3 separate regions of the Mus musculus genome follow, and all the other regions are linked to region 2. The links are chromatin loops, found by intact Hi-C in ENCODE. Cell type or tissue: left cerebral cortex. All regions are shown on one strand. Region 1 overlaps Arhgap25 (Rho GTPase activating protein 25). Region 2 overlaps Arhgap25 (Rho GTPase activating protein 25). Region 3 has its middle 3.0 kb from the start of D6Ertd527e.

What was found. Peaks named below come from ENCODE experiments on the same cell type or tissue, not always from the same donor. Only the 100,000 strongest peaks of a DNase experiment are listed, where the experiment ranks them.
Region 1: a loop joins it to region 2, with 3 times the contacts of the local background. A loop is called at or near these places in 25 of 42 quality-filtered maps.
Region 3: a loop joins it to region 2, with 4 times the contacts of the local background. A loop is called at or near these places in 7 of 42 quality-filtered maps.

What each region holds. Positions count from the first base shown.
Region 1 is chr6:87,462,670-87,465,169 of GRCm38, forward strand. It overlaps Arhgap25 (Rho GTPase activating protein 25), which reads right to left. Exons shown (of 11, transcript NM_001037727.2): 10 at 262-794. Among named protein-coding and RNA genes, the nearest start is that of Bmp10, 35 kb to the left of the region's middle. In left cerebral cortex, no CTCF peak of the experiment used is centred here; a DNase peak (open chromatin) is centred at 1,193.
Region 2 is chr6:87,521,496-87,523,995 of GRCm38, forward strand. The region is part of intron 1 of Arhgap25 (Rho GTPase activating protein 25); the gene reads right to left. Among named protein-coding and RNA genes, the nearest start is that of Arhgap25, 11 kb to the right of the region's middle. In left cerebral cortex, a CTCF peak has its summit at 942 (motif pointing left); DNase peaks (open chromatin) are centred at 942 and 1,802; H3K27ac peaks cover 1,066 bases.
Region 3 is chr6:87,100,522-87,103,021 of GRCm38, forward strand. It overlaps a transcript of D6Ertd527e not described here. Among named protein-coding and RNA genes, the nearest start is that of D6Ertd527e, 3.0 kb to the right of the region's middle. In left cerebral cortex, CTCF peaks have their summits at 933 (motif pointing right) and 1,239 (motif pointing right); DNase peaks (open chromatin) are centred at 901, 1,258, 1,753 and 2,193; H3K4me3 peaks cover 484 bases; H3K27ac peaks cover 415 bases.

The DNA.
Region 1 (2,500 bases), 59 kb before region 2:
AAGGAAATTCCCCAACTCAGTTGCACATATTCACCCTTGAGGCTACGTGGGTTTCATATCTATGTTTCCATGGACCTCATCGGAAGTGTAAGGATTCTCACTAACTCACCTGTCACCTCTCTCTCCCTTGGTCCTTTATTAGGGTTGGCTGCTACAGAATGCTCTGTCCCCTTTATACCGTGACATTTTGGAAGGTGGGGACAGTATCCTTCCTACTAAACACAGAAGTCAAGTGCACGTGGCCCTCTGCACATGACTTACTTTTTAATCTGTTCCTCATAGACCTGCTTCTGGGTTTCTATTTCCTTCTGTAGGCTCTGGACTGTCCTCTGCAGAGAATCAAGGTCATCCTCGCCAGAGTTCTTGCTTCCAGCCTCCATTTCAGAGTCTGTGCTAACAAGAGCATCTCTCTTGGAGTCACTGGCAGGGGGAGAGAGTGCACCTGCTGGGTTCCCTTGGGACTGTGGTGAGGTGGGGACATTATCGTAGGTAGAAGTCCGCTGGTCATTGGAAAGGTGGCGCAAGTCTTGGGACATAGTTCGCCTGTGCCCTTCTCCTGCCTTAGCCTCTGAAGATGGAGACCAGAACTCATTTTTAAAGATTTCCAGTTTACTGCTGGTGGTGCCTTGGAATGCGGACGTCAGGAAACACTTCCGGTTGGGAAGCGTTTGAGTCCTTTTACGGGATTGCATCTTCCAGTCTCCTGGGTTTTCCCTGGGGGCTTTTCCGCTGTCTTCCTGATGCTGGTCACTGGGCAGTGGTCCAGTGGGACTGGTGGCATCAGGACTACTTGCCTGAAAAAAATAGTCATGGACGTTATATAAGTTTTTTTTTCTTCTGTGTGCCACACTCCTAAGGATTAGAGACCAGGAAGGAAGTGTTTCCTGGTCACACACCTGTGACACCCTCAGTACATCACCTCAGTTAATTTTCTGTGTGATAACTTGCCAAGAGGATATTACAGTTCAGGGACTCTAGCCATTCAAGATCTAGAGAGGAAGAATGGGATAAAACCATTTGCTTGGTTGGTGTAAAAATCTCGAGCTAGGAGCCTTTCATGAACTTGGGAGGCTTTGTCAGTTGTGACTCAGAGCCCGAGACCCATAAGAGAAGTTCAGCAAACTCCAAGAAACGTCTTTCTACAACCTCCAAAATTAAGAACAAAACCACACAAACACCATATGCTAAGTGAAAAGCTGGCAAGCTTTGCGAAGTGTTCCACAGGCAATAAAGGTCTCCTGCTGGCAACTCCCTGTGCTGTTCCAAGCGTATACTGATTGGAAAGGAAAAGATCAATGACCAGGAAGAAGCCAGCAAAGAACTTCAAGGAGACATTCAATTTGCCAGAATCTAGAATCACTATAGAAACGATCCTCTTGGGGCAGCAGCCAGGAATGTCTGGAATAACAGAGGTGGGAAGACCCACATTACCTGTGGGCAGAACCAATCCTGGACTGAAGAGAAAGGAGAATAGGGACTGGGTGACAGCATTCACCTCTCTGTTCCCTGACTGTGGAGCCACTGCGCCCAGCACCTCAAGCCCTCGCTGCCATGGGTTCTCTGCCGCTGTGAACTGTAACCGCCAACCACACACTGGCATGAACCTCTCCTCTCCTAAGTAGCCCTACACTTGTCAGCCAATCCCTTCCTATGATTTGGGTTTTTTGTTTTGTTTTGAACCATGTGGTTGTATATAAAACCAAATTGAAAAGAAAAAGAAAAAAAAAAACAAAATGAAAAAAAAAATCATTTCCCACTTAAGATGGGAAAGTCGGGGGCTGGGATATTTCCTAGCCCATCCCGTGCTTCAGTTGTGGCGTGTGTTCTTGCAGTGGGAATAGGACCTGAGGCATGCAGCCCTGCCCTAGAGTATGCTAGTGCTGACACCTTGGTCAAACTCTCTTGCCTCAGATCCTCAACCAAAGTACATGTGCACTGCATTGTCCCCAGAGTCGGGGTGTGGAGCTGATTCGATTACTTGCTCAGCATAGACTATTGTCCTGTTGTCACAGGCTACTGTTGAAGGAGCAACACCTTAGCTGTCAAGGACTGTGGGTGACTGGTTAACAAAACTTTAAATCGTAACTCAGTTCAGAGCTCTAGTAAGATGCCCGTGGCCATACAAAACCCATCTAAAACAAAACTACAACCACCACAATTTATTGCCCTACCCCAACCCCCATCTTTAACGGAGTCATAGGTAGCTCTCTTGGTCAGCTAGATATTTGAATTTTATTACTTGGCCCCATTTTTTTTTTAAAGCAAGCTGCTATAAAAAGTCTACAGATTCTTTTAAAAAACATTTGTTCCTGTAAATACATGAAAATATTTGACCTTTGTGAGTTGGGGCCCTCTAATAGTCTACCCATTGGAGACTGCAGAGTCTAGCGACTCTGTGAACGTGATCACCAGGCCTTCTGTCCAAGCGAGGGGCTGACATTGCCGGGGCAGCTTATCAGGGAATGAGAAAGACTACACGGACACATCCCTGCTCTGAGGA
Region 2 (2,500 bases):
TAGTGCTATGTATATGTAATAGGTTTCCCCGTTCCCAGGAGTGCTAAAACCTTCACTCTGAACTCCCTCGCCTGCAGCACTGGGAGATGCACATCTCTGAACTTTATCATTACTGGTCACAGGTAACTGTAGCACAGAGAATTCAGTTAGGGTCTCAGTGGCTCTGCGAGTGGCCACCTAGGGTGATGGGCATAAGCCCGAAGTAGAACCAGTCAGCCCAATGGTTAGACTTTCTCCAGGGAGTTCAGAGTGGCAGGGGAGAGAGTGAGAAAATGGAAAGAAGAGGTAAACTGAGGACACAGGACAAGGGGGGGTCACGGAGGTGAGGTCAGAAGTGGCGCAGTGTGTGATGGCTGGCCTGTGCTGGGTAGCAGGCAAGGGGGGTCACGGAGGTGAGGTCAGAAGTGGCGCAGTGTGTGATGGCTGGCCTGTGCTGGGTAGCAGGCAAGGGGAGTCACGGAGGTGAGGTCAGAAGTGGCGCAGTGTGTGATGGCTGGCCTGTGCTGGGTAGCAGGGGCTCTGTGAAGAAGCAGAGTGAGTGACACCCTTCAGAAACTGCTCTGTAATGTCCAGAGTCAGGGGTAGCAAAAGGCTGATCTTGTAATCTAACCCATGTGAATGTGTCCTTAAGGTCTGTATTCTCAAATTCCATCCCAACCCTATCTCTTTGCAAGGACTGGGTTCCCAAATCAAGATCTTTTTCTTTTCATTCAAGAAATATTTTAATCTGGAACCTTACTTTTAACTTAAGAAGACAAATGGGCCTTTACAGTTTCCATTCATTACAGTTCTGGGTATTTCAGGCCATAAAAAGATGAGCCTTGTGGAAGCTTTAGGCTGCTCAGAGAATAGGTTAAATCCAGGACTTTCTGGGGAAGTATATGGAAAACAGATGAAGTTTCTCTGGAGCAATGGAACCACAGAACATTGTCTGTGGGCGTCCTCTGCTGGCTGTAAGTGAGAAGCAGTCGGGAAGTGGAAGGTTTCTTAGAGATGGGCTGGAATGATAGATAACACAACAACACTGGGCCTTACAGAACAAACTCCATGTTGCTTCTTTAAATGCTGTAATGACAGTCACACGTCTATGCTATGTCTGAATTTTTTTGTGTGATAGGACTCTTTCCTCAGATAAAAGGCACTTTGAAATATTTTAAACAAATTGTATTCTTTGAGAAATTTCAGACCACCCTCCTCCCATTCTCCCCACCCCCACTTTGTCTTCCCAGATTCATGTTGTCTTTTTTAAACCCTCTAAGCCCACTTAGTGCTGCCAGAACGTGTACAGATGTCCAATCATTGCCGGCACGTGGACCTATGCAGTCAATAGGCTGTTTCTCAGTGTCTGATCATCTACAAGCATGTGGGCCTATGAAGTGAACAGGCTGTCTTTCCCTCAGCAGCCATCAGTTACCAGTAGCTCCTCAGGTGAGGTGGGACTTCAGGAGTCCCTCCCAGACTCAGGCTGGAATTGTGGCTGAGCTGACCTGGTCAGGCCCCCTGCAAGTCCCTGTATGCAGCATCCCTGTCGTGACCAGAAACCACTCACGGCAGCTGTACTCTACAAACTGTCAGAATCTTGATCTTTTTATCTGCAAGAGTCCTGAGCTGACTATCCAGTGCATAATAAACACCCAGTGATATGCATCTACCAGATACATACTGGACCAATTTCCTGGGTAACTGAGCCCACATGGCAATGGGGATGGAGGGGAAGAGTTGGAAGAACACCCAAAATGTGTGGATTGCAAACTTAGGAGCTGGACGTAGGGTGGATACATAAGGGTTTTGCATGATTCTGGGAAGAGACTTGCAACACAGTGACAGATGTGGCCTCCAATGTGTGAGCAGAAGGAAAGATTTCATAAAGAAAATGGAAGAAGCTACAGCAACAGTTTCAAGTAGGCTATGAAAAGAATTTGGAAGGACTTTTGGTGTCTAGGAAGAGTGAGTCCTGGCTTAAAGATGTTTTCCCCACGTCCATTTCTACCCCCAAATGCCATGGCCTTGTGCAAAACTTCAATGTGATAAACACACGAAATACCTTGAACAGCCCCCACCCCAAGGCCAGCTGACAGAAGGGAGAACCTGAGATGCTGAGTCAGTTTGGAGCCAAAATAAAGATGAAAGGTGGGTTTCAGAAGGGGCACAGGGCACTCAGGCTGAGACAGTCTGGCCATGACAGGTAAACACATGTCATCACGGTGACTTGCGATTAGTGAGGTAAGGAAGTGAAGAAATGTCTGGCTCCAGAGACCGGAGTCCAGCAGCAAGGGATCTGGAATCATCTAGAAACAAGATCTGCCTAGGTGCATTTGATGAGAAGGCTGAGGAGTGCAGGCAGGGCTCATCAAAAACCTGTCAGTCCTCGAGACTTAATCTGCTCAGCTTATGGAAACCACTTGAGGCTAAGGAAGATGTTCTTCAGAAAGGTGGGGGGTGGGGTAGCACGGTGGGAGGTGCTTTCCACACGAGAGGCACAGCAGACAGCCAAGAATGT
Region 3 (2,500 bases), 420 kb before region 2:
AAGGACAGTTCTCTTATGCCAGTTCTGGGGATCGGGGCCTCACAGGCTGGGTAAGTGCCCTGCCTGTAAACTACACATTCCACAGTTTTAGAAATTTAGGTTCTGAGTGGAGTGCTTTTCGGCGTCCTTGACCTGGGAACTTAGAAAGTGGCCAGAAACTTCAACAGCTGGAGTAAACACATTTGCATTTTGTCCAGAAGCTGGGAGTATCCTACTGCCCTCCCAAGGTCTTTGTCTTCTGGGACCCCTAGGCCCTTGGGAAGTTGTGAGGGCCCATTTCTAAGTACAGGCATTGCATTATCCAAAGAAGCCACTCCTGTGGTCACAGTCCTTTAGGGAAGACAGGGCCGGAATACCGTGACGTCACTCATCGCTCTTCTCATTTATGGTCAGTCAACACTTCATCATTAACTGGAAAGACTGTTGCTTTAAGATGTCAAAATAGATGACCCTTATAAATCTTACGGGTAGGTTAGTCTAAGTGGCCAATCTGAGAACCACACGGAAGCGGTTTGCCTGAGGATCTGAGGCGCCTCCAGGGAAGGTGCTTGCCTATAGGAAGCAAGCACTGCTACCCCCTTGTCTAGCCACTGTCACTGTGTGAGGAAAGGGCAGTAATGGAGCTGCGACAATGTTGCTCAGACCTGAGCTTTAGAAAAGAGAGAAGGGGCAGAGACCGGTAGGGGGTGGGGAGGGAGTACTCCAACACTCCTGTTTGAACTGTACCCGAGGTTTCAGCAACCGCAGTTCTCCAGGTGTGGCGGACCCAGAAAAATGCTATTTTCTGGATTCTTGGGGCCCTCTTGTACTTACTGCTCAGGGAGTATGGCCATGAAGAGGGCTTCAGGAAGGGACAGCTTGGAGCTTCTTTCACGGAAAGTTGGTCAGCAGGGGGCAGCACCCTACCAGTCCTGGAAACCACGGAGGGGGACAGAGCCCCCTGATCTCAGTGGGTAGCATCCCTTGAAAGAGCTGGGACGCCAAGACAATCCAGGGCAGGAAGACCCACCTGGAAGGAACCCTGGCTAGCATCAGGGGCTGCAGACCCGGCTAAGAACACAGCCTGCGCCCCCTGCTCCTCTCCTCGGACCTTCTTCCTGTAGGGAGAGACAACGCTGTCCCCACATCCCAACTCGCCTGTAGCCTCCTTTACCTGTATGAGAACTGTAGGTTCCCTTAAGAGGGTCCTGGGCTCCCACAGCCTTGCTCAGTTAAGGTTCTTGATGTCCCTGGGGACCAAGAGCTGCAGGGAGCACATGGCCGCAAGGGGGCGCCCGAACCTGCAAGACCTACATTGTGACATTTTCTTACACTTATGAAAAGTGTTATTTCATATACATTGTCTTTATCATCCTTTTCCACTGTCTTCCCCCTCCTCTAATTATCCCAGCTTCTGTTTTCCCCTCCAAAACTAAATACATTCCAGACAGTTTCTGTTCATAATTTAAACCTACTCCAGAATTTGTCTTTTTCTGAGAAAATCATCTTGCATAGAAGCAAAGGCCCACCTTGGGTTCCCTGCAGGACACTGTGAAGCCATATCGTCCCTCGATGTAGAAGTTGTGGGCAGACGTGAATGCCATAGAGGTAGGGGGAGGGGGCACACCTTCTTTGCGGTTGGTGACTTCCAAGTCACCCTCCCCTTGGAAGGCCCCACCCCTGGCTCAGAGCAGTCCAAGTTCTCTGAGCACAGAGGCCCAGCAGTCTATAGGTCCTGCTGTCTCCACCCAGCTCTGAGCAGAAACTGTACCTGGACCCAGGCCCTTCCCTCCCTGCTCTGTGGGTTTCTCTCTGTCTCTGTAACTGAAGCAGGAGGTGACTATTACCCAGGAGAATCTGGCTTTCTGTGGAAGAGGAGCAGCTGCAAGCTGGCTACTAAAGTCCTAGGTGTTGGAGCTCCCTCGCAGCAGCCAGCACAGGCCCCCTCCTTCCTCTTTGTGCTCGACCCTTGCATGTTATGGATCAGAGGTTTCTTTGGACTGACTTTGGGAGGAGAGCCCAGGACACCAGCTGCAGTGTCCTCTGACTGCCGTGTATCTGACACCTGACTGACACTTCCTAAGGCTTTGGAGATCAAGAGCTGAAGGCAAGACCGAGAGCCTCTTGCACGTATTTTTCTCAGTCTTTGTTCTCACCACGCTTTTTTTTTTTTTTTCTGGCTTCTAGTCCTTTTGGCATCCGGAGAATAGCTGAAGTCAGGGAGGCTGGGACAGTTCCCAGTCCACAGTCCATTAGGGACCCACAAAGAATGTTGATGACTCTGAGGTAAGCAGGCTGCCTGCCCTAGAGCTCTGGTGTGTGTGTGTGTGTGTGTGTGTGTGTGTGTGTGTGTGTGTGACAAGTGCCTGCTTCTCCATGAATGATGGTGATGGAGAGAAAGGCCAGATTCTTCCATCCTCACCTTCTGATGGATTCTGAGTAGTAGCAGTGGTCTACTTCCTGAGGTTAGGAGCCATGGTCTCAGGTGTAGCTCTGTCTCCTGGCCTTGAGGGCTGGGAAC